Linked DNA regions of Mus musculus: regions 2 and 3 are each linked to region 1. A link is a loop called in an ENCODE intact Hi-C map of the cell type or tissue named here. Cell type or tissue: heart. All regions are shown on one strand. Links, peaks and the distances in the headings refer to the core of each region. The heading gives the core; the rest is flanking DNA.

Evidence for each region. A loop is a pair of places that touch in the nucleus more often than their neighbours do. Peaks named below come from ENCODE experiments on the same cell type or tissue, not always from the same donor. Only the 100,000 strongest peaks of a DNase experiment are listed, where the experiment ranks them.
Region 2: a loop joins it to region 1, with 4 times the contacts of the local background. A loop is called at or near these places in 27 of 42 quality-filtered maps.
Region 3: a loop joins it to region 1, with 14 times the contacts of the local background. A loop is called at or near these places in 14 of 42 quality-filtered maps.

The regions. Positions count from the first base shown.
Region 1 is chr3:104,711,532-104,719,556 of GRCm38, reverse strand. No RefSeq gene overlaps it. Among named protein-coding and RNA genes, the nearest start is that of Gm34548, 35 kb to the right of the region's middle. In heart, for the core only: a CTCF peak has its summit at 4,389 (motif pointing right); DNase peaks (open chromatin) are centred at 5,186 and 6,606; H3K4me3 peaks cover 637 bases.
Region 2 is chr3:104,775,602-104,783,626 of GRCm38, reverse strand. Ppm1j (protein phosphatase 1J) reads right to left here and starts at 2,571. Exons shown (of 10, transcript NM_027982.2): 1 at 2,218-2,571; 2 at 906-1,026; 3 at 213-500. The coding sequence starts at 2,540. It overlaps Tafa3 (TAFA chemokine like family member 3), which reads left to right and starts at 6,080. Exons shown (of 7, transcript NM_183224.3): 1 at 6,080-6,450; 2 at 7,531-7,655. In heart, for the core only: a CTCF peak has its summit at 3,477 (motif pointing right); DNase peaks (open chromatin) are centred at 1,136, 2,006, 2,596 and 3,476; H3K4me3 peaks cover 2,403 bases; H3K27ac peaks cover 1,964 bases; H3K27me3 peaks cover 2,144 bases.
Region 3 is chr3:105,054,711-105,062,735 of GRCm38, reverse strand. No RefSeq gene overlaps it. Among named protein-coding and RNA genes, the nearest start is that of Cttnbp2nl, 5.8 kb to the right of the region's middle. In heart, for the core only: CTCF peaks have their summits at 3,672 (motif pointing right) and 5,530; DNase peaks (open chromatin) are centred at 1,065, 1,535 and 3,645; H3K4me3 peaks cover 737 bases; H3K27ac peaks cover 2,051 bases.

The DNA.
Region 1 (8,025 bases), core at 2,052-7,051:
GCAGTAATGCCCCTGCCTCTGCCTCCTAAGTGTTGGGATCCCAGCTATGGGCCACCATGACCAGCTGTCTTCTTTTTTTTTTTTTTTTTTTTTTAAGATTTATTTATTTATTATATGTAAGTACACTGTAGCTGTCTTCAAACAATCCAGAAGAGGGAGTCAGATTTTGTTACGGATGGTTGTGAGCCACCATGTGGTTGCTGGGATTTGAACTCCGAACCTTCGGAAGAGCAGTCGGGTGCTCTTACCCACTGAGCCATCTCACCAGCCCTGTCTTCTTTATCTTAATACATGGTACCACTACCCACCCACCTGCTCAACTAAAAACTCTTGGCTCATCCTAGATGCTTCTGCCTGTCATTATCCCCTTCCCCGTCCAATCTTTGAGCAAATCTAATCCAACACTCTGCCATCTTCTCCATTTCCTCCCAGAAAAGCAGTCCTCAGCTCAGAGTGAGTTGGTTGAAAAATCAGGGAGTCTTTAAGGCTTCTAGAATAATCAGTTGTAGACTCAGACTACAATGGCTTTTCTTGATAAATAAAAGGGAATCCGAGACAATGGGATCTGATGGGGTCCAGGGGTCACCAGGAATGTTCACAAAAAGCAAGCTGGAAGAGAACTACATGCAGAAAGTTGAAAGCTGTCCCTTCTGATGACCCCTCTGCCTTGAAGGGGACATCTTCCCCATGCAGGGTTGAGACTGTACAGTGCTGGAAGACACCTAATTACCCATAAGGGCTTCAAAGGTTCAGCCCAGGTAGGAGCCCAGGCATTTCAAGATAACAGCTTTCCTTTCCTTTTTATTCTGAGTGTGTTAGCTCTCTGCATGATTTGAAAGGCCCTTTTTAACATGAGTATGCTCAATAATTAGGTCCTGGCTTCATTAACACTGATAAGCTTCTGGCTTCTGGGTCTAGACAAGAGAAAGCTAGGAAAATGGATTTTTGTTTTCCAAATGAGTTTCTAAGATGAAGAGAAGATGTGGTGGTTTGATTAGGTATGGCCTCATAGACTCATGTGCTTGAATGCTTGGCTCATAGGGGGTGGCACTGTTAGGACACAGGGCCTTGTTGGAGTGGGTGTGGCCTTGTTGGAGTGGGTGTGGCCTCGTTGGAGGAAGAGTGTCACAGTGGGAGCAAGTTTTGAGGTTGTATATGCTCAGGCTACAGTCAATGAGACAGAGAGTCCCTTTTCTGCCGCTTACAGATCAAGATGTAGGACTCTCAGCTCCTTCTCTAGCACCATGTCTGCCTGCATACTGCCATGCTTCCCACCATGATAATGGACTAAACCTCTGAAACTGAAAGCCAGCCTCAATGAAATGTTTGCCTTTATAAGAGTTACTGTGGTCATGGTGTCTCTTCACAGCAATGAAACTCAAACTAAGACAGAGCAACTTTCTTGTCCGGATTCCCTGGGCTGAACTGAGGGGGGGGTGAGAAGGAGAGGGGGGAGGAGGAGGGAGAGGGAGGGGGAGAAGGAGAGGGGGGAGGAGGAGGGAGAGGGAGGGGGAGGAGGCAGGAAGCAGAGGACACGTCCCCATGGAACACAATGCAAGTGATCTCCTCTCCATTCAAACCATTCACAAGGTAAACTCTGATTCTTCTTATCTCCTAGTTACAGCCTAGAAACAGAGATTATCAGACTGGATAAGTTTAATTTTTTTCATTTTTATTATTTTGTGTTTATATAAGAGACAGGTTGCAGGGTGGTGGTGGTGCACACCTTTAATCCCAGCATTTGGGAGGCAGAGATAAGTGGATCTCTGAGTTTGAGGACAGCCTGGTCTACAGAGTGAGTTCCAGGATAACCAGGGTTACACAGAGAAAACCTGTCTTGAAAAACCAAAACTAGAGGTTGGGGGTCTGTTGTATAGCCCAGCCTGTACTTGAACTTACTAAGTAGCCAAGGATGACCTTAAACACCCTCTGCCCTCCAAGAGCTGGCATTATGGGAATATGCCAGGAGCATCAGTCCAGCTGGTGATGCTCACATCTTTATCCTAAAGAAAAGTGAAGCCTCTGAGGGACCAGAGAGGATATAAAACCTTGCCAGGATCACACAGTTGTATAAAGTTACCCTCAGAAGGGCTGGAGAGATGGCTCAGTGGTTAAGAGCACCGACTGCTCTTTCGAAGGTCCTGAGTTCAAATCCCAGCAACCACATGGCAGCTCACAGTCATCTATAATAGGATCTGATGTCCTCTTCTGGTGTGTCTGAAGACAGCTACAATGTACTCATATAAATAAAATAAGTAAATCTTAAAAAACAAAAGTTACTCTCAGAAAACCAGGTCTTGGCTCAGTGGGTAGTATACTTGCTGTGCAAACACGATGACCTGAGTTCAAATCCCCAACACCCATGTAAACAAAACCAGACACAGTTGTGTGACTCTGAAATCCCAGAGCTCCTATGAGAAGAGAGATGAGAAGAAAGAGCTGAATCCTCAGAAGCTCGTGGGCTGGGGAAGGCCAGACCCAGTGGGGACAACAGAAACAAAGAAGGCAAGGACTGGCCTTGGAGATTGTCCTCTGATCTCCCTAAGTGTGCTGTGGCATCTGCATGTACACACATACTCACACATACCTATTCACACACTCACATAAATCTCATACATAAAAAAACCCACACACTCATACAATCACATATACATAAAAACAAAACAAACACGACAAAACCCAAAATTCCCACAGGTCTTTTTTTTTTTTTTTTTGGTTACTCCAGAAGCAGCAATGTTTTGTGTCCCTCACTGGATCCCACAGGGTGCAGGAGTCTGAGGCATGAACAAGGCTGGCTGGCTGGTGGTCAGGGGTCTTGGGCTCCAGGCTAGCATGGCCCATCTGAAACGCCTCACCTCACAGGGCCCTGAGAAGGGAGGAGGAGGTGAGAGGAAAGGTTTGCAAGAAACATTTTGAGAGCCAAGCCAGCCGGCCTCTGTCCTGGCTTGCACCCTCTCCCGGGAGGCTGGGTGCAGCTGCGAATTCAGCCAGCACGAACCTCCATCAGAACTGGCAATGTCTCTCCTTCTGCTTTCTGAATTATTTATCCCTCCTTTCTTCATTGCACCCCTAGACCTTTTGTAACATTAAAGCTTTAAATAGGTCTGGGTGTTGGTTTGGGCCACAGCGTTTCCCTCCTGCCAGTCAGTCTCTGAGAAGCCACATATCTGAGCAGACTGATGTTCCCCTCGGTCATGGTCATCCCCTCGGCCTGGGTCCTAGGAAACAACCCCTGCCCTGCCTGGGGCTCTTCTCTGCTAACACTTGCTGAATGTATCAAACCTTTATTCAGCTAATTGTGGGGCCAAGAGGCTCTCAGGAAGGAGTTTCATCCCTCCTTCCCTGACGCTGGAGCTGGGCTAACCCAGCACCCACAGGTGTCACCTTAACCATGCAGAGACTCAGCCCCGCCCTCACCTCTCAGCCCAGGGAAGAGTTATGGTTCCCTCAAAGACCTGGAGAGGCTTTTTTTGTGGATCACCCAGAAACTGCTGGTTACTGTAGATTCCTGAGAAATATGGGGTAGGGTGGGGACTATTAAAGAGTCAGGATGGAGATACGGTTTCGGGAGTCTCCAAGGTCCACAGGAGGATATGCTCTGTGGTATGTGGCTCAGTAGAGTTCAGGCCGGGCTGGAAATCCTGATTCTCTGCATCTTTTTGGTACATGTTTGTTGGTTGCAGCCTGGACAAGTCCACCATCCTGTCCTCCTCTCTGCTCCCTCCTGGCTTCTGGACCCAACTGGAAAAAAAAAAAAAAAAGCTAAGTTCCAGATGAGAACAATTTTTTTTCTTTAGCCTTCAGCATGCCTGCTTACTTTGCTCTATGGGGATCTTCTGGCTTGTTTTCTATCACTGTAATGAAATCCATGAGCCTGGATGTTTTGTTAAGAAAATAGGTCTATTTAGCTCACAGTTCTGGAGGCTTAAACTCCAAGATTTGGTAACTCCATCTATTTAGTCTCTGATGAGATACTTCCGACTCCATATCGCAGTAGATAGCATCCTAAGAGGGAGGAGAGAAAGGAGAGAGGGACCTCACAAGGCAAAATGGAGACTAGAGAGAGGGCAGATTTGCTTTTCAGTAATGACTCTCTCATAACCCCACAAGAATTGCTTTAATCCCTTCTCAGGACAGCACCCCAAATGGTCTAAATTCTTCCTACCTGATCTCCTCTTAACATCACCACATTGAAAACCAAGCTTCTAACCCGTAAGCGCAGTGAGGGAGGAGCGTCATACCCAACAACCCCTGGGCTACTCTTTTCTTGCTACACCCTCATCCTATCTCCTAGAGGCCAACCCTCTGGTGTTACTCTGCACGTCCAGAACTGCAGCTGACATCATGGCCTGGTCTTTCCTTTTCAGTCCTCCAGCCTGTAGGTGGCACTGTGGAGTTGGCAGGGTTCCCTGTCCCAGTTCATCACTACATTGCTCAGCCTGGATGTTTTTCACAGATCTAGCTTGAACCTCTCCTGCTGCAGTTTGAATCTGCTCTGTTCCCATGTCTCCCACAGCAGGGCGTTAGAAGAGCGTCTCAAATGGAATATGACTCCCTTGCTTTTCTCTGAGATTCAGAAACTTTAAATTATTTGCCTAAGGACACAGGGCTGTGTCACAGCTGGTGCCTGGGACCTAGATCCCCTCCCTCCCCGCACAGCCTGCCACCCCATCCAGAGACTGAGCCTATCCCAGGGAAAGGCGTGCTGTTTCCCATGACCTGAGCTCTCCATTCACCTCTCAGTTCTCGTATTAGCCGTTAGGTCCAAGAAGCCCCTGGAGATCCGGGAACCCAGTGTAGCTACCAGAACGGGAAAGGGTCCTGGCCTCTGCTTTCCTGCCAGACACCCTGCTGGACTGCACGGGCTCACCTGGGGTTAGAAATGGCACTGCCATCTCTTGGGGCAGCAGAAATTGGGCTTTTAGAGTCCAAAAGCAGCTCTTCCTTGTCAGAAAGACAAACCACACAGGTGTGTGCAGGGACTGGACCCCCAAGACCTAGCTTCTTGCCAGTGCTTAGCTTCTTCTTAGTGACATCTTCTTGGTGAGGGTCTTCAAATGCACCATGAGCGCAGCCTCAGTGACAGTCCACAGCTGGCATCATGGAACGGGGTGTCTCTGTCTCCAAGGAATCATAGGGCTGACAGCTTTGGTGAGCCTGGCCAGCTAGGCGGGAGCAGGCATCTGTTGTGGGAGAACAGTGCCATCTACCGGTGACTGGAGCAATAGCAGGAATCAGCCAGCTTGGCCAGAGAAGTGTCATCCTGAGTCCCTGGAGATGACTATTTAATTAACAGCGCACTGGCCTTTCCTGAATCACATGGGCTAACACAATCTCAGTGAGTTGGTCCTGAGCTCAGAGACCACAGCTGTTTTAAGAGACATCCAGCATCAAGCTGAGGACACATTTGAAGGAGACCCAGCAAGAGAGCCCATAGAAACCAGGCTGCTTACAGAAACAGTGCTCAGGTGTTGGGTGACCCCTCTACTGTGAGTCAATGACTCCATCATCTAGGACTTAGTGCAGTGCCATTTGTGTGCGCTCGTGTATGACTGTGCATATGTGTGTGAGCAGGTGTGCATATGTGTGTACAGGTGTGCATGCATGTGTGTGCACATAGGTGTGGAAGCCGGAGGACAAGCTCAGGTGTCATTCCTTAGGTGATATCCACTTTGGTTTTTTGAGACAGGGTCTCTCTCACTGGCCTGGAATTCTTAGGTAGTTTGGCTGGTTGACAGGCAAACCCCAAGGACAGACTTTTTCCCACCCCCCAGCACAGGGATTCCAACTGCACCGCCACACCAGGCTTGTTCACTTGAGTTCTGGAGACCAAACTCAGGTCCTGATGCAAGGCAAGCACTTTATTTGGCCTTTCTCCCTGTGCCTCAATGGGGACATTTTAACGTGTCCAAGGACAATGAAGGCATCTGGAAGCCAGAGACTACCCTCACCTTACTCTGGACCTGGTCTGTCCTGAGGGAAGCCTTTGCTGTCTCTGCCGACAGAGAAGCTGAGCAGTAGAAGAACCTCCAAAGGTCAGAACAGTTGGTTCCTAAGGTTATGTTGGAAGAGGACGGGGCCATGACCTAGAGTTATTTCTGCTGCTGTAGCCAACACTCTAATAAAAAGCAACTTAGGGGAGAAAGTCAATTCCAGGTTAGAGTTTATATCATCAGTGTGTACATCGTTGTGGAGAAGTCAAGGCAAGAACATCAAACTACTAGTCACTAGTAGTCACCATCCATAGGGTCAGAGCAAAGAAAAGGGTCTGGAGAGATGACACATTGGTTAAGTGCTCTGGCTGCTCTTCCAGGGGACCTGGGTTTAATTCCCAGAATCCACTTGAGCCTTATAACCATCTGTAAGCCCACTTCTAGGGGATCTGACACTCTCCCCTGGTCTCTCTGAGTACCTGGCAGGCACATAGTACACAGACACACATATAGGCAAAATGTGCATGCACGTAAAATAATTAACAATTTTTTTTAAAGAGCAGACAAAGCTGGTGTAATCTAGACCCCAGCCCCAGGTGACTTTGCAGGGAACTCAGGAACCAGCGTGACCTGTTGATCTGTCATCATATGCACATCAGCCTGGGAAGCGCTGGCAGTACCCTCTGCAGCTGGGAATGTGTCCTGCATTCCTAGAAGGCCTTTCTGCAGTCTGCAGAGCATCATAGTTGGAATCACAGTTCCAATGTGACACTTTAATGGCAGTGAGCCAAAGCAAGAAAGGTCATTAGGCAGGGATCTTTGTGTGTGTGTGTGGGGGGGTGGGTTCTTTGTTTTGTTTATCTATTGTGTACATGTGTGTGTTTTCATAAGCCATGTGTGTGCAAAAACTGATGGAGGCCAGAAGAGGGCACTAAATCCACTGGAACTGGAGTTATATAGGCAGCTATGATTTGCCATGTGGGTGCTGAGAATTGATCCTAAGCACACTGTAAGAGCAGTCAGTGCTTTTAACCACTGAGCTACCTTTCCAGCCCGTGTTCCAGCTTTCTTAATCCCTGTGTCTGCCTAAGAGGAGATGGCTAAGCCTACCTTGTCCCTTCCTCCTCCCAGTCCTAAGATGCGGCCCATGAACAGACCGTAGCTCTTCCTTTAATCACTGATGGTCAGCTCCAAGCACAAGCAGCTCATTCTCATTTCCGTCACACGGGAGCCCAGATGAAAATTCATACTCATGTTTCCTTTCTTCTTTCTACACTAGGTAATTAGCTCTTCATTACCATGGATAAGCAATTAATTAATGCTCTGCTAAGAATGATGGAGATCAGAATTTAAAATATGCTCAGTTTGTTTCTTTCCATTTTTCCAAAGAGAGGGGAGCAGGAACATGGTAAGAAAACAAAGGTGGAGGTTGTCCAAGTTAGGGTTTCAATTGCTGCGATGAAACACCAAGACCAGAAGCGACTTGGGGAGGAAAGGGTATATTTGGCTTAGCTTCCACATTACTGTTCATCACAGAGAGAAGTCAGGAGCTCAAACAGAGCATGAACTTGGAGGCAGGAGCTGATGCAGAGGCCATGGAAGGTGCTGTTTATTTGCTTGCTTCCTCTGACTTGCTCAGCCTGCTTTCTTATAGAACCCAGGACTGCTAGCCCAGGGACAACATAATGGGTTGGGCCCCCCCCCCAATCACTAATTAAGAAAATGTGTTATAGGTTTGCCTGCAGACTGATCTTATGGAAGCATTTTCTCAATTGAGAATCCCTTCTCTCAGATGATTTTAGCTCATGTCAAGTTGGCCTAGAACTATCCAGCACAGAGCTGGAGCAGTTATTCAGCGGTTAAGGGTTCTTGTTGCTCTTTCAAAGGACGGGCGCTCTCTTCCCAGCATCCATGTTGGGAAATTCACAATGGTCTGTTTGTTACTCTAACTCTAGGGAATCAAAAAACCTCTTCTGGCCTCTGAGGGCACAGAAGCAGAGAACCAACTCCTTCATATTTCCTCTGATCCTCACATATGTCCCATGATATATACACAAGATATATATATATTTCCTTTAAAAAAAGATGAGAA
Region 2 (8,025 bases), core at 966-5,965, 65 kb before region 1:
ACAGAAAAACCTGCGGCACATAGTCACCTACTCCACCTTGCACCTCTCCAGGCCAGAGTGGAAGAGAAGAGGACCACACAGGGTAACAGGACCAAGCTCCGCTCAGGCTCTCAAAGGCAGTGTGGATTCTAGGGTTCACCCACCCACCTCCACCTCACAGTGTTGACTAGAATGCCTACTTAGCACATTATTGGCCTAGGCCATCCACTCACCATGAGATGGAAGGCATTCTCAATGGCTCCTACTATCAGGCTGTCATGGGTCACTTCCTTCTGTGGAGACCAGCAGGATTGAGGGCTAACCAACTGTGAAGGACTGGGGGCTCCTGGGGTTCCAGGAGTGGATGGGAGACAGAGGGGAGGCGGCAAGGGATCCTTAAGTATTTCTACTAGATCCTTGAGCTGTTCCCGGATGTGGCGATGCAGGAGCCGGGAGGCCATTTCAGCTGCTCCTCCACCAGCGTGCCCATCAAACAGGCCCCAGTAGTAAAAGCAGAAGCCCTGGTGAAGAAAAAGTTGGAAGTCGGTAGGGATGGAGGGAGACAGGGCAGGTTAGCAGCCATATAACCATCACATGGGAGATCTGAGTGTGATATCAAGGCAATTTAGATCTATTCACTTATTCATGCACAGCCTACTGTGTCAAGAGAAAGAGGAGCCAAGTTCAAAACATGAAGAATGCAAAGGTCAGTACTGATTAGTTTAATCATCCATAAGTGCATGAACAGTCACATGTGAAATGGAATAGTAAACTTTCCTAGCAGAACTAATCAAATCGAAGCCACTTAGGGCTTCTGTGACAGAGGGAGAACCTCCACACCTCTCCCATTTAGAACCAATGCCTGAAACCCCAGGGGAGAGGTGCCATCGCATCTCTGGAGATTAGGAAAGGGGATGGAGTATTACCTGGTTATGGCTAGGCTCCCTGGAGACCCCTGTAACGCTCCTGCTCCTCCGACTTTCCACATACACAACCTCGCAGCAAGCCTGATCCTCATTGTGCCTGCTCTTGCCAGCATTGATGACCCTACCAGAGAGCGTCCCACACCAGGTTAGACACCAGACTAGGTCCTGGAATAACCCCCACCTTAGACTCACATACACACACACATCCTCTCCTGCTCGCTGGCCAAGCTGAAAAAGGTCACAGCTGCCTGGGCTCCAAGCCAGAGGGAAGAGGAGAAGGCAGGGCCAGCAAGAAGTACTGTCTGGCGGCAGAACGTACAGCCTCATAGAAAGGCCCGCAACAGTAACTGCCTGCCTCAGTTCCTCCATCCTTGGCTAAGGAGACTTTCCGGAAGGTGGTGCTGGGGGTGGGGGTGGGAGTGGCCAAACAGGAACAGTAAATTTTACTCCCCTGCTGGTCAAAATACTACACCCCACCTCCAGTCTCAACCAGCTCAGACAGTGATTCATGGCACCTTCACCTTCATGCACACATTAACCCTCATCCTAAAACGACCCAGTGAAAGTTCCGGTTTTTCTTAAGAGTGGGTAAGCGCTCCGGCCCAAATAGGGTATGTAGACCCACCTGGACTGGGCAGGAATCTCTTAGCTACAAACCCCTTCCAACGGAGAAGCTAATGAGGAGGTGCGGGGCTACCCACCACCTCCTTCCACGACCTCAGTGCCCCCATTCCCCTGGTGGCTTGGCTTGGCTTTCCCCGAAGATGATTTTAAAATATACAGGTTCTGAGAGTACGCTGATCTCTACCGGCACCTATCTGTCTACACACCCATAACCAAAGGGAACCGTCGTGCTCTGCGGGCGGACCCCTCCCCCGCCCGGGAAGCCAGAGGCCTTCTGGTGTCGCGGGCTATTTCTGGGTGTGGAGGGGGAGGGGACCGGTAAGAAGGACAGGGAACTGGGGAGCTGGGGCCAGGAAGCGGATGAGCGAGTCTTTCCACCCGCGATCTCCCTGGCAAAAGGAACTAGTCCTTCTCAAACCTCCCCTCCCCTAGCCTGTGAACCGCGGGCCGCGACTTGGAACCCGCCAACTCATCCTCGGCGGTGCTCCCTGCGCCCTCCCTGGGTGGGGACTGTCCTGAGTCGACGAGGGGCAGGGTGAACAAGGTCCTGAAGAAGGTCGTGGAATTTGCACCCCGTCCGGGGGATGTCTGGGAGGGGTGCAGGTTCCTGGGATGGTTCCTGAAGCCGGGATGCGTCTCCCGGGAGAATGGGAGTCCCATCCTCGTCTGGGAGCCCCGGGGCGCTCACTCGGCATAGCCTGTGCTCCAGGGCAGGCGGCGGCCGGTGTCTGGGGGGCTTTGCACAGCCCGGCCTGCGTGGTCGTCGGCGCGCCGCAGCCCTCCGGGGCTCAGCTGCAGAAAGGTGGGTCGAGAGAAGCTCACAGTAGTCTCCGCGGTCTTCTGGGGCGCGCCGACCTGGTTCCCAGGCTTCTCCCGGGAACTCTTAGGTGTTTCTTGGGCGGCGGGAGGCGCTGAGGTAGCGTTGGGCAGATCTGGGGACTTGGAGCGCTGGGAAGAAGTGCCACCCGAGCTCACCAGGTGCGCCACGGCTGAGCGCACCCGGTTTAGCATGCTGCCTCCGTGCCCCGCCCTCGACCGTGGGCCCGCCCCCTGAGAGGCCCCGCCCCTAGGGTTCCAGGTGGGCGGTGCCCACTCCTGGTCCTTAACAAACTTCCCCAGGCTCCAGGCTACCCGGGAACTGCTCCACCCGCTCCTCGCCTCCGCATCCCTGCTTTGTCCCGCCTGAGTGTCAAAGGGGAAGGGTCTATTGTGGGAAAGAAGCGGAACGAAGGAAATATTTCAACCATGCTGTAGGTTAGACATCCGCTAGATTTAATCCGCTAGAATTTGCCCATTATGACGAGGGTGGGCGAGGCAGCCTCCTCGCGCTCGGTTGGGGGTGGGCCAGCCAGAATGGAGAATTATAGAGCTGATGACTTCAGAGCGAAACATCCTCTTGGGTGTGAAGGGTTTGGTGTGACAACACTTTGGGTTAGGGCTGCAGAGTCGAGAGCAGAGAGAACTGGTGCTAGTCGCGGTGCTAACCAGGCCAGGCAGCCTGAAGGCACTATTCTTCCTAAAGGTCACCTCCACGTTCGAAAGAACAATTGTCACTTCCATCCCACTTTCTCAGAACCGTACCTCCATATTTAGACGTCTGCTGGCCAGTTAGTAAGGTTAACGACATAGTAAATAAATATGATTATTGAGGGCTTGCTCCACACTGGGCCCTCTATAAGGCACGGTCTAGTTGTTAGATCACTATACAAAACGATGCAAGGTAAGCTACACCCATTTTACAGATGAAGTAGGAGTAGACAGTCTCCTGTTCTTTTATAGACTTGCCTAAGATTCACGCAGTCACTTAGAGATTCATACCCATGTCAGAACCTGCTACAGATACTGGCTTCTCTGGACTAGGAAAAAGGCCCAGAGGGGAGCGGGACTCCTAAATTTCCACCCTGAGGTTGCAAGCAGAAAAGCAATGCTGAGCAAGTTCTCTGGCTACCGCCAGGGGGAGACAAAGGCCAGGCCAAAAGCGTGTGTGGGTCGCAGGAAAGCCCACTACGATTCACACAGAGGGGCTGTTTTTCTCTGTCTTCTCTCTAGGGAAGGATTACTGACCCGATTCAGAAAGAATTCTGTCCTTATACTTGGGCTTAGAGAGTTGATCACTATCCACTCCTTCATCTATCCCCAACACACAGTTTAGCAGAAGTCAAGGCCCTTCCTTGAGGGAACCACGACTCCCTGTTCTTAGCTGAGACTCCACCTCAAGGCACCCAGCTATGTGCATCCTGTTCATATCCTGGGCTAACCTGTGCCGCCTTTCTCGACCACTTCTAAATAAAAATTACACAGTGGTCATTCAAAGTACAAACTTGCTGTAATTAGGTCTGTGTTTGGGGGTAGGGGAAGGGCAGGGCAGAGAAAAATGAAATCACCAGGGTAGAGGTGGGGAGGACTGATAAAATCAGACTCAAAGGCAGCCAGGGGCAAAGAACATGCATACTGCCACTATGAGTGTTTTCTTCCTGAGAAAAACTGAAGCCAACTGTCTGATAATGTCAGTGGGAAGCCAAAGACTGGAGAGAGAGAAAAAAAAAAGCTTTAGTTTTATTATTCAGTGTTTCTGGGTCAGTTTATCTATCACCTTTCGGCATCACCCAGCTTCTGGGCTCTTCACAGCATCCACAGTGTGACTGCAAAGATGGGCCACGCCACAGAACTGGGGTCTATTGACCCCTGGACTCCAGTATCAGATCATGGACAGGGATGCTAGCTGCTCCCCTGAACTCTGGAACCACTCTGGCTCCCATCTATAACCAAACTCTAGGGCTCTCGTGCATCTGAACCCCTCTCCTATTCCTAGACCATCAGACCTCTTCAGTCATTCCCGGCCCTCTCCCTGAGGCAGTACAGTGAGAGCAAGGAGGAAGAAGGCAGGAAAAGTTGGTGAGATGCTTACCCTGCTGGGAGCTGAATGACACTCCTCCATTACAGAGGAGAAGGGGGTGGGGCGGGAAGAGGGCATTCTCAGAACAAACATGGTGGCACACATCTATAATCTTAGGAGGCAGAGGTAGAGACAGGATGAGCACAAGTTGGTGGCTAGCCTGAGTACATAGTAAATTCCAGACTAGCCAAGGCTACATAATGAGACTTGGTCTTAAAGAGGTAGGGGGAATGGCTTAGCAGGCAAAAGTGCCAAGCCTGATAACCTGAATTCAATTCTCAGCACCCTGGAAAGAGAGATCCAGAGAGAGGGAGCGCCCCGTCCCGGGCTGTATGCTCAGGATCCAGAAGCAGGGTCCTTCTTTGTTTCCCCCACACTATTACGTTCCCAAACCTTCCTTACTCTAACAGGTACATACACCTCTGCTGGGAAGAGGCAGAGTCACAGCACACTTCTACCCTCAAGTGTTTAATGAGCCCAAAACATGAACCTGTCGTATTTTTGTTGTTGGGACTATTGACTGTCTTTCTGATGAAGATACTAGAAACCTCAGATTTGGTTTCCAAGGTGAGAGTCACACCCATTATCCACAGGGCCATTCATGCCTGGTGAAACCTTGCAGCCTGGTTCTCCACCCCGGTACTACCCTTGGTCCTCCCACGCAGGAGGGCAGCACTTCTGTGCTGGAAGTATATTTTTTTAAATATTTATTTATTTATTTTATGTATATGTGTACACTGCAGCTGTACAGATGGTTGTGAGCCATCGTGTGGTTGCTGAGCCATCTCTCCAGCCCGTTGAAAGTATTTACTATCCTTCCCGGGTGGCAGCCGGGAACCCCTGTGGTAAAACAAACAAACAAACAAACAAAACAAAACAAAGAAAAAAAAACCAAAAACTATGCAACTTGAGAATCTTCTAATACAGTGGTCTGCTTTTAGTGCCTGGGAAGCACCTTAAATAACACTTGATTGTACTAACAAAGAACTGGATTTTATACACACACACACACACACACACACACACACACCACCTCCTTTTCTCTTTCTTTCCTTTGAAGATGTGGTCTGGCTAAGTAGCCATTAGCAGGTCTGGAACCTTGTGTAAACCATACAGACCAAACTTCCTCAAACTTTCAGGCAATCTTACCTTCCCATCTCCCTACCCCTGCTGTGCTTTTCTTTCTTTGTTTGGGTTTAGAAGGTTGTTCGGTTTGGTTTGAGTTTTATTGTTGTTTGTATGTATGTATGCTTGTTTGTTTGTTTTTTTTGTTTGTTTTAGATAGGGTCTCACACTTAACCCCTGCCTTGTCTCCGAAATTCTGGATTACAGGTGTGAAACCCTGTCCGAGGTCTGAAGAACTGAATTGTAAGATTTAATGAGCTCGGATTTAAGTAACAGCCTACTGCTGGTCTAAATGAATACTACTCCCAGATGCAACGCCTATCCCCATCCCAAAATACCACCTACCTCCTTGAACTACTAGACTAGGGGCCACATTCCTGAAAGTTTTAGTGACCTGCTATAATTGATGTGTTTTGCTCAAGGAACTGTCCCTGAAAAGAGAGTCGGTGGGCTTCTATTCCTGACTTGCTGTGCGCCACAAGAGGCCGCTGCGGGCCAGCTGTGCCCAGGTTCCCCGCAGAGCACCCCCACACAGTTTCGAAGAAGCCGGCGGTGCCCGCAAAGGCTGGAGTAGCGAGAACGACTCCCAGTCTAGCGGCTGCGCGCTCCTCAACCTGCAGACCGAAAGCTCGGGAGGACCCGGCCTAGCCCCGCAGAACTGGTGGGTGCTGGACCAGAGCATCTAGGTGCTCTAAGCCGGAGACTCCAGCTTAGCCAGAGCCCCTGCTCTCCTCGGGCGCAACAACTTTGACGATCTATCGCGGACAGAGCTCAAAACCAGACAACACCTAAGCTGGCCACTCCCTCGAAGAGCCCGATTTGGAGAGTCTAGATGCCAAGCTCAGAAGCAGCGAGGACCTCAGGCCAGAAAGTTGAACCCGGGCCACTGCTGTGAAGCAGGTGGGTACCAGGAGTAAGAATAAATGCTAGAGGGAACAGAAGTAAGCAAAAGCAAGATTTAAGGTTCTTGTTGACCTCTTGTTGCTATGGAGGCTGCTCTCCCAGCCCCATCTTAGCCTGAATTAAGGATTGGGGAAACAGCTCAAGGAAACTGAGGCAGACTATGGATGCTGACGAACAAATCCCAGAAACTCCCTTCTCCTGTACCTTTCCAGGAGGGAATGAATAGAACGCCAGAGAGCCCAAGTCTCCCATCTTCTCCAGGTTCTCTGAGCACTGGAATACCTAGGAGAAATGTGTGTGTTGGATCAGACACGGTTAGAACTCAACCAGAAATAGGATGTCCCCAAGAAAAGAACGAATGGCATTTGCAATGGTCAAAATGAGGGTTCCTGGCATAGCCTGAGAAAGAAGACTTATGAGAAAGGAGGTTCATCTAGAAGTGTGGGGACACACCCATGCCCAGGGGACTGGCCCCACACACCTTCCACCCCCACCTGCATTCCCCTCGATAGGCCCTCCCTCAGATCACCAGCAATGTGCTTCAGTTTGACTTCTCACTGGGGACTGAATGAGGAAAGGCCTTTGGCAGAGAGTGGAGAAGCTCTTGTGGGCTGTGCACGGAAGCAGAGACCTGTTGCCGTGCAAGGCTAGCCCTCTGAGGTGGGGCTGAGACACAGCAGCAGAATTCAGCCAGTTTCAGAAGAGTCCAGGAAGCAAGGCTCAGGATGGGTTGGTTAGAGGTGGAGGGAGACACAGAACTGGGAGACCTGGGGCTTCTTCCCCAGCGGTCTCTTCTGGGACAAAGCTGGCAGACTCCACCCCCTTTTCTGACCTTAGCTCTATCCCAAGACCAGAAAGATGACAGCACCGATTCTTAGACCCTCCCACCCCTGCTTCACTCCTAGGAAAAAGAAAGCCTATTCACTCGTCTCAGGGTCACTGCCCCCACTGCTCTGTAGTCTGAGGGAGGAGGGTAGGGGAGCAAGGGCAGATTCCCAGAGCAGAAATGGCTGCCTTTGCCTTGGGACAGCCTAAGCTGGAGTTCCTCATCCTCCCTTTCTCTTACTCTCTTCCAAGCTTCCTCTTAGCCCCTCCAGGGGTCTGGTCTCTCTCCATTCTGAACAACCGCCATATTGTTCATCAGATGGAACAAGTCTGAGACCAGCAGATGAACAGGCAGAGGCCTGAAGACCCCAGGAACAGTAAGTGAGACATCTGGAGATGAGAATTGAGGAGAAGACTGCCCCTCCAAGGGAGCAGCTGTTTCCTTCTTTTTGGCCCCTGGTATTCCTAGAACTGTGCTGTCAATTGCTGGGGACAGTGACCAGGCTAACCCGTGGCCTCCTGGGGCTCTTCCTGTCCCCTTCTGTGGCTAGTTTCTCTCAGCTTCTTTTTGTTGCTACTTTTCGGGTTTGGCCTCTGGTTCTTACCCACTTCTGGTACAGATGTTGGAGGTCTTGCTTGGTTCATAGAAGACAGGAGGAAGAGAAAGCCTCAGGCAGGCTTCTGGGTCCTGACCCATGACCCTGGCCCTTGGGCAAAGCTTTCAACTTCTAATGGGGGAGGAGGTGG
Region 3 (8,025 bases), core at 966-5,965, 340 kb before region 1:
CCCATCCCCATCCATTTCAGGCCCCGTAAAAGTCAGCTATGCACAATTCTTATCAATGGGTCTCTGGGCAAGAAAGGACGAGTTGAGGGAGGCTAAATATCATGACAGTGATCAGCAGCAAGGAAACGCCAGGCTGAGGCCGAGGCAAGACAAGGTGAGGGGTCAGGTGGCAGCTGGGTAGCAGCTGTACCTCAGACTGACATGAGAACAAACGCAAAACAAACACTCAGATGTGTGTCAGGCACAGTTTGCTTTCCAAAACATTCATTCTTGCTGTTTCTAGGGACAGATAGACAGAGATGATAGATAGGTAGATGATGGGCAGGCAATAGGTAGGTATATAGGATTATAGACAATAGATGGGGGGTTGTGATTATCTTTATCTTTATTATATAGCTATCTTTATTTTTATTTGAGGTGGTATCTTTTCACCAATCTGGACTACATCTCCTGGTGGAGCCTATGACACAGATCAAATGATGAAGGCTGCCCAGCCCCCAGCCCCAGTCATCAGCATGAATGTATAAATGCTAGCACAAGCCTTGCCTATAGTCTGAGCACTTCTGAACTGGAAGCAGTTGACTGTGAATTAAAGATAAGCCTGGGCTACATAACAAGGTCCATAGTAGCCTGGGCTACATAGTGAAACCCTATCTGAAACATCAACAGGAGGAGGAGGAAGAGGAGGAGGAGGAGGAACACGGGGATTAAGTCCAGTCACAGATACAGTCTGGGAAAGAGTGGGTAATCCTACCCATTGAATGTGGAGGGTCATACATAAAATGGGATCCACAGTGCCCGTCACCTATGAAGAAAGAAAGAGTGACTGAGAACAGAACCCCACACACAGGAGACAGAGTCTCAGGCTACACAAAGAGAAACTTGACCTTGGTAAATTTTTGGGAAGCTAGATCAAGCCACATCTGAAGTCAAATTTCACAGGCTTTTCCATTGCACCAGCCAATAAAAACCTCTTTTCCTTGGGCCAGTTTGGCCAGAGCTTGCTGTCCCTTACATCTGGAGGAGGTCTGATCACCATGTAAGATAATGATTTCAGTTATTTTATTTGGGAAGCATGAGTCCCGATTATGGTGTAAGATAGTGGCTTGAGTTATTTTATTTGGAACGCATAACTGCAGGAAAACAGAACTTCTTGGGGTCAGCGAGTTACACAAGTCTAACTCAAGTCCTGGGTATTCCAGGTCCCAAAATGAGATGGGGGTGGTTACTGCTGTAATGGGAATAGGCATGAAATATTCACTTCAAGAGTGAAAAGAAGAAAAACAGAGTGCAACATGGCCAACAGAAAGGGGGGCATGTAATATTCAAACTCCTTCCAAAGAAACAGAAATCCTGGTCACTTTGTTCAGGACAGATGGGGGCCCCATAGGACCCAACAGGAGCAGTGAAGCAGGAACTAAGGGCGTAGATGCTTCCAGCATGTGCTTGCTCCAAAGGGCACTTACCAGGAAATTGCCTAGAAATGACGGTACCGCCGACAACCATAACAGGACCATTACTTTCCCTATAAATATGTCCCCCTTTTGCGAGCAACAAGGACCCATTCAGCCAACTGTGTGGTGCTTCAGCTGAAATAACAGACCAGAGGAAATGCCTAATTGGCCTTCATCAAATCAAAACCATGGAGCAGCCTGGTCCAACAGAAGCTCTGTCTCCGGCCCTAGAGTGGAAATTATTTTCTGCTTAATGTCAGGCTGTGTGTGGGAGAAGAGGGAAATAAAGAGGAAAGGAGAGGAAGACCAGCCTTTGGACCATCTTTAACCCCTTGGCAAGGCCAGAGCCCAGCAGGGACAGAAAGGATTAGCCTAGGCTTGGGAGGAGGAAGAAAGGTAGAGGCAGAAAGGCAAGAGTGAGCTGAGAAGACAGCGGCTTTATAAAGTGCCTGCCTGGCCAGCATGAGGACCTGCGTCCAGCGTGGTGGCTTATAACTCCTCTGCTGAGGAGACAGAGCAAAGGCTCCCCGGGACCCACCACCCAGCCAGTCTAGCCTAACCGATTAGTTCCACATCAGCAAAAGACCAGTCCCAAAGGAAGCAAACAGTGTACCAGAGGATGTCGCCAGAGGTTATCCTTTCTCCTACACACTCACAAAATGCAGGAGGGATTGGTGTGTGTGTGTGTGTGTGTGTGTGTGTGTGTGTGTGTGTGTAGTCAGCCAGCTTTAATCCAAGCACCCAGGAGGAAGAGGCAGGTCTGGTCTACATAATGAGTTCCAGTACAGTCAAGGCTGTGTAGAAAGCCTCTTTCTCAAAAAACAAAACAAAATCATAGTCAACTAATACCATCTCCCACCTATCTAAATGTATGAAAATTACATTTAGAAATAAGAAACGGGAGCGGTGCAAGCCTTTAATCTCAGCACTCAGGAGACAGAGGCGGGCTGTTCTCTGTGAGTTTGAGGCTAGCCTGGTCTACAGAGCAAGTTCTTGGTCAGCCAAGGCTGTAGTGAAACTCTGTCAAAAAAAACAGGATAAAGAAACCAATGACAGTTTACCAGTTCCTCGCTCAGAGTGTGTGATGATAATAGTTGTTTAACGATTTTGAAGACGACGGTGAAGAGAGGAAAATGTGACTCACTCTGAGACACAAAGCATTACTCAAGAGTCCGGTGACGAATGAATGTTTGGAGGGTGAGAGGGTGAGTTAAAAATAATTTGGATTCTTGGGAACCTCACTGGATGGTTTCAGAATCCTGTCATTTATCGATTTCCAGGAATTTCCCCTCTAACAATTCTTTCAGGTCCTGTGAGGTTTGTATTCTGCAGCCCTGACTGGCACATCAGCCTTGGGGGAACATGTGGGTTTCAGACAGAATAAATCAAGGGAGATGGGAATCAGAGCCCTATGGATGCTTTTCCTGACAGCAGTATTGTGTGACTTCTCGGGTTCTGTAGACTTCTGTCTGACTTTCTCACTACCATCATGGAAAACAGATGACCCTAATTAGTTGGTCCTCAGAACGGACTTTAGTGATGCAAAAGTCTTCCTAGTCACATTGGCCTAGGCTAGGGACACACTTATGTCACCCACCAGCTCTGTAGTAAAAGATTGGGAGACCCTGCTCCATGACTCCAGGCAAGCTACTTAACTATTTTTTTTTTAAAGGATTGAAATCTGTTACCTAATCAGCAAAATGGACCTTAAAGCTTTCTTGTGGTGATAACCAACGCATTGTACCTGGTGTGAAGTCGACACTTAGTAACTGGTACGATGTGGGTATCACGTTACCTTGAGCCAGCTGGCTGGCCTCTCTGAACTTGCTTCTTCTCTTGAAAAGCTAGAAGTAGTAATATATACCTGTCAGGTGGTTATGAGAATTATACATGTGAAGATTACACGGTGTATATGCAAAGTGTCTGGCTCAGTGTCTCATAGTAAATACTCAATAGGTTTTTTTCCTTCCTTCTCTGAGAACTACCTTCACTGCAATCCAGGATAAGGAAAGTCCGTGTGGCTCCGTCATAATCACACTGGCCACGTTCCGCTAAAAACCAATCTGTTCCTGGAGTTGGCTCTTTGAGCTGCCTGCCAGTCTTTGGAATCCCCTACCTGATGGGCTTTCTGCCTACACCCATAAAAGGAAAAGCTATCAACGCACCACGAGACTGCCTGAAAAGTAGACAATTGCAGGGCTCACCGATCAACACTAGAGGGCGCAATAAGCTCAGGAAAGCAGTGAGGGCCACACCCAAAAATCTAGGAATGCGCCTGTTTCCCCGGCCGCTCAGGTCCAAGCAAGAAAGATTAAGAGTAGCTCAGAAAGGCCTTCGTGGGGACAAAAGATGCGAAGGAAATGCAGGGAGCAGGAATGAAACACCTTCCCTTCGCCTTCGCCTTCGGCTTGGCACCGGACTAGAGAGCCTCTGGCGTCTGGTCTTTGAGAGTGGGTAGGACACAGCACCCTTCACGGTTCCTCCAGCTTCTTCATCTATCTCACCCAGCATCAGCCAGTGTGCCCTGGGTCACAGCTAAAAGACTACTCTAGAATACAATAGTCTCCGGTGTTTAGTTGGAGAGCAGAAACTCACAGGGAGAAAGATCTTCAGAAAGGTCTCCACGTGATTTACAAAATCCCACGTGGAAATTGATGGGCTACTTTAATGTACACCATCTTACTGATATTCACAGCCTGGGGTTGGAGATAGAGGCGATCATCTCATTTTAAAAGTAAGGAAACTGAGGTTCAGGTAACCGCCCACACTTTGGGCAGTTGTCCTTTAACAGTTTGTTTATTGTTGTTGTTGTTGTTGCTATTAATTAGTGCATTAGTGCTTTGCCTGCATGTACATATATAATGGTGCCAGTTCCTGAAACTGGAGTTACCGAGAGTCACGGCGCTATTGGCTTTTCTCTTGTTGTTCTTGTTCTGTTTTTATGTGGCACTGGGAATCTAACCTTTATCCCTCCCCTCCCCCTCCTCTCCCCCTTCCCCTCCCCCTCCCCCATTTTAAAATTAATTCAAACCACTCACACAACTGCAAGAAAACTACTCAGCTCCAAGCATTCCATACTCACCTTTACATTTTTTTTTATTTTACTTTTTTTATGTCTATGAATATTTTACCTTCGTGTATGTCCGTGCACTTCGTGCATGCCTGGAGTACCGGGAAGCCAGAGGAGGGTAGAGATGGAACCCCAGAACTGATACTGTGAGTTGAAATGTGGGTGCTAGGAATGGAATCCTGGCCTTTTGGAGAAGTCGGTGTTCTTAGCTGCTGAGTCATCTCACCAAGTCCCATAAAAAATTATTTATGTGGGCTGGTGAGATGGCTCAGTGGGTAAGAGCACCCGACTGCTCTTCCAAAGGTCCGGAGTTCAAATCCCAGCAACCACATGGTGGCTCACAACCATCCATAACAAGATCTGATGCCCTCTTCTGGAGTGTCTGAAGACAGCTACAGTGTACTTACATATAATAAATAAATAAATAAATCTTTAAAAAAAAAATTATTTATGCTTATTCATGTATTTGTGTGTGTGCTTGCATTGCCATGACCTGAGTGTAGAAGTTAAATAATGGGCTAGAGAGATGGGTCAGTGGTTGAGAGCAGTGGCTGCTCTTCCAGAGGTCCCAGGTTCAATTCCCAGCAACCACATGGTAGCTCACAACTGTGTAACTCCAGTTCTAGGGGATCTGATGCCCTCACATATATGTAGATGTGGACAAACCACGAATACACATAAATTTTTTAAATTTTATTTTATTTTTATTAGGTATTTTCCTCATTTACATTTTCAATGCTATTCCAAAAGTCCGCCATACCCACCCCCCCCCCATCCACTACCCACCCACTCCCCCGTTTTGGCCCTGGGGTTCCCCTGTACTGGGGCATATACCGTTTGCAAGTCCAATGGGCCTCTCTTTGCAGTGATGGCCGACTAGGCCATCTTTTGATACATATGCAGCTAGAGTCAAGAGCTCCGGGGTATTGGTTAGTTCATAATGTTGTTCCACCTATAGGGTTGCAGTTCCCTTTAGCTCCTTGAGTAATTTCTCTAGCTCCTCCATTGGGGGCAGTGTGACCCATCCAATAGCTGACTGTGAGCATCCACTTCTGTGTTTGCTAGGCCCCGGCATAGTCTCACAAGAGACAGCTATAACTGGGTCCTTTCAGCAAAATCTTGCTAGTGTATGCAATGGTGTCAGCGTTTGGGCGCTGATTATGGGATGGATCCCTGCATATGGCAATCACTAGATGGTCCATCCTTTCGTCACAGCTCCAAATTTTGTCTCTGTAACTCCTTCAATGGGTGTTTTGTTCCCATTTCTAAGAAGGGGCAAAGTGTCCACACTTTGGTCTTCGTTCATAAAAATTTTTAAAAGAACTTAATGGACAGTCTGTAGATGTTCACTCTGTCCTTCTGCCACCTGGGTTTCAAGAACAGAGCTCCCATCGTCAGGCTTGGCAGCAGGTGCCCTTACCCAGCCATCTCGCCGGCCCCACAAACCGAAAAGATGTTGCTGCATTCTCTATTGTCCTAACCCACTGAGCATGGTGAGAGGTGATGCAACACAGTAATTGTGAGGGTGTGCTCTGTATTTAGCCAGTCCAACCTCCTTTACTCTATCATTGCCTCCCAAACACTTAAAATGTCTACCTACAAAGTTCTCCCATTTCAGAAAAAGACTTGACCCAATTCTTCAGTTGTGGGCCTCTTTGAACTCAATTTTCCAAATCTGGAAAAATGGGAATATTAATATTCTTCCTAGGGTACTGACACAGGTGCTTTATATAAATTAACTCCACAGTACCTGGGACACAATTTAATATTTAATTGGTATAATATACACTATAAACCATTATATATTATAGCATATCATATAATATATAAGCACACACATATACAGATACACATACACACACACACACACACACACACACACATATATATATATATGATTAGGATTAAGTGAGGAGATTGCCGACTAGATTAGTACCAAGCTGGTCCTCTAAACACTACTGTCCACCCCAATCCTCAGAATGTGGACTAGTTTGGAATAGGGTCTTCGTAAACATCATGAGTTAAGATGAGCCAAGCACAGGGGTACATGCTTATACATCCACCTATTGTGATTTCCAGGCCAGCATGGTCTATATAAAGAGACACCAGCTCACAAAAGAAAACAGTCATAGTGCTCTCTAAGTCCCATATGTCTAAGTGTCTTTATGAAAGAGGAGGACATATAGAAAGAAATACTGAGGCAAAAGGGAAGGCGGCCAGGTCGAGATAGAGGCAGACACTGGGGTGATGCAAGAGCCAAGAAGTGCCAGGGAGTGCCTGGAGCCACAAATCAGGAGACAGTCATGGGATGGGTGTCTTCACAGCCCCCAGAAGGACACAACCTGTCAACAACTGCTTGAAGACCTCTGGCCTCCAGACAGAGAGAACATGCTGTGTTGTTCTAAGCCGCCCACTCGGTGGTGATTTGTTAACAACAGTTTATGACAGGGCAGTGACCAGACCTGGGTTTGTTGTCTTCATTTCCAGTATAACCTCTTTTGCTCTACCATGGCCTTCCAGGCCAGCAACAAACACTTAGGACATCTACGGTGCATTTGCCAATTGAGGAAAAAAGGGGGAAAAAATTGACCCAAATTGCAATCTTTTAGTACTTAAATGACATGAAGTCGTTGCCGGAACACGGGAACCATTTAATAAATATTAATGGACAAGCTGATTACACCAAATACCCCAGAACGCGGTGGACCGTGTTTACCTATTCAAGACATTGTGAGCCTATTTTCTCGCTCTACGTGCCAAGGACCCTAAGCTTATTTACAAGTTTTCCACATTAAGTCATAAGGTTCCAGAACTCACAGACACCGTTGAAGGCTGAAGGTTATCTGAGGCGCAGAGCCCTGCCTGTTCACTACCCCAGGGGTGATAAGTTGAAAGCCATCTAAACATTCTCAGGACTCTGAGTCTTACAAGGCAAGGATGACCTCATCCTGTTGAGCTTTTCTACCCTGGCTCAGGAATGGGCTTAAAGGAACCCGGAGCGTCCGTCCGGAGCTGCTCGGTGCTGTAAAGGATGTGGGTCACATGGTACTGTTTCCATTAGGTCAGCTTTGGAGTAGAATGGGTGGTGGTGGATTAATAGCTACAAAGGGAGGGAGAGGAAGGCTGGGCGAGCTGATTCACTGGAGCAAATCTTGGAGTGAGTCAGAATCCAGCAGAAAAATAGCCTGTTGTCCCACATCTGCCTCATTGTCTGGCAATGAGACACTTCCTCCGTGCATACCCACAGGCAAAGCAAAGGAAGGAGGAGGAAATGGATTCTTTTCAGGCTCCGTGGTACTATTCCTATACCTAATACTGTGACTTTAAATCACTTCGGACATTGTGTCCTATTCTGAGAGGTCTCCTTTGGCCATGGTGGTCTGCAGCACACTGTGTGGCCAAGAAGGATCTCAAATTCCTGCTTCTCCTCTGCCTCCATCTCCCACAGGATGGGATTTACAGGTGTGCACACCCTATCCAACAAGGCTGTCTTTCTGAATA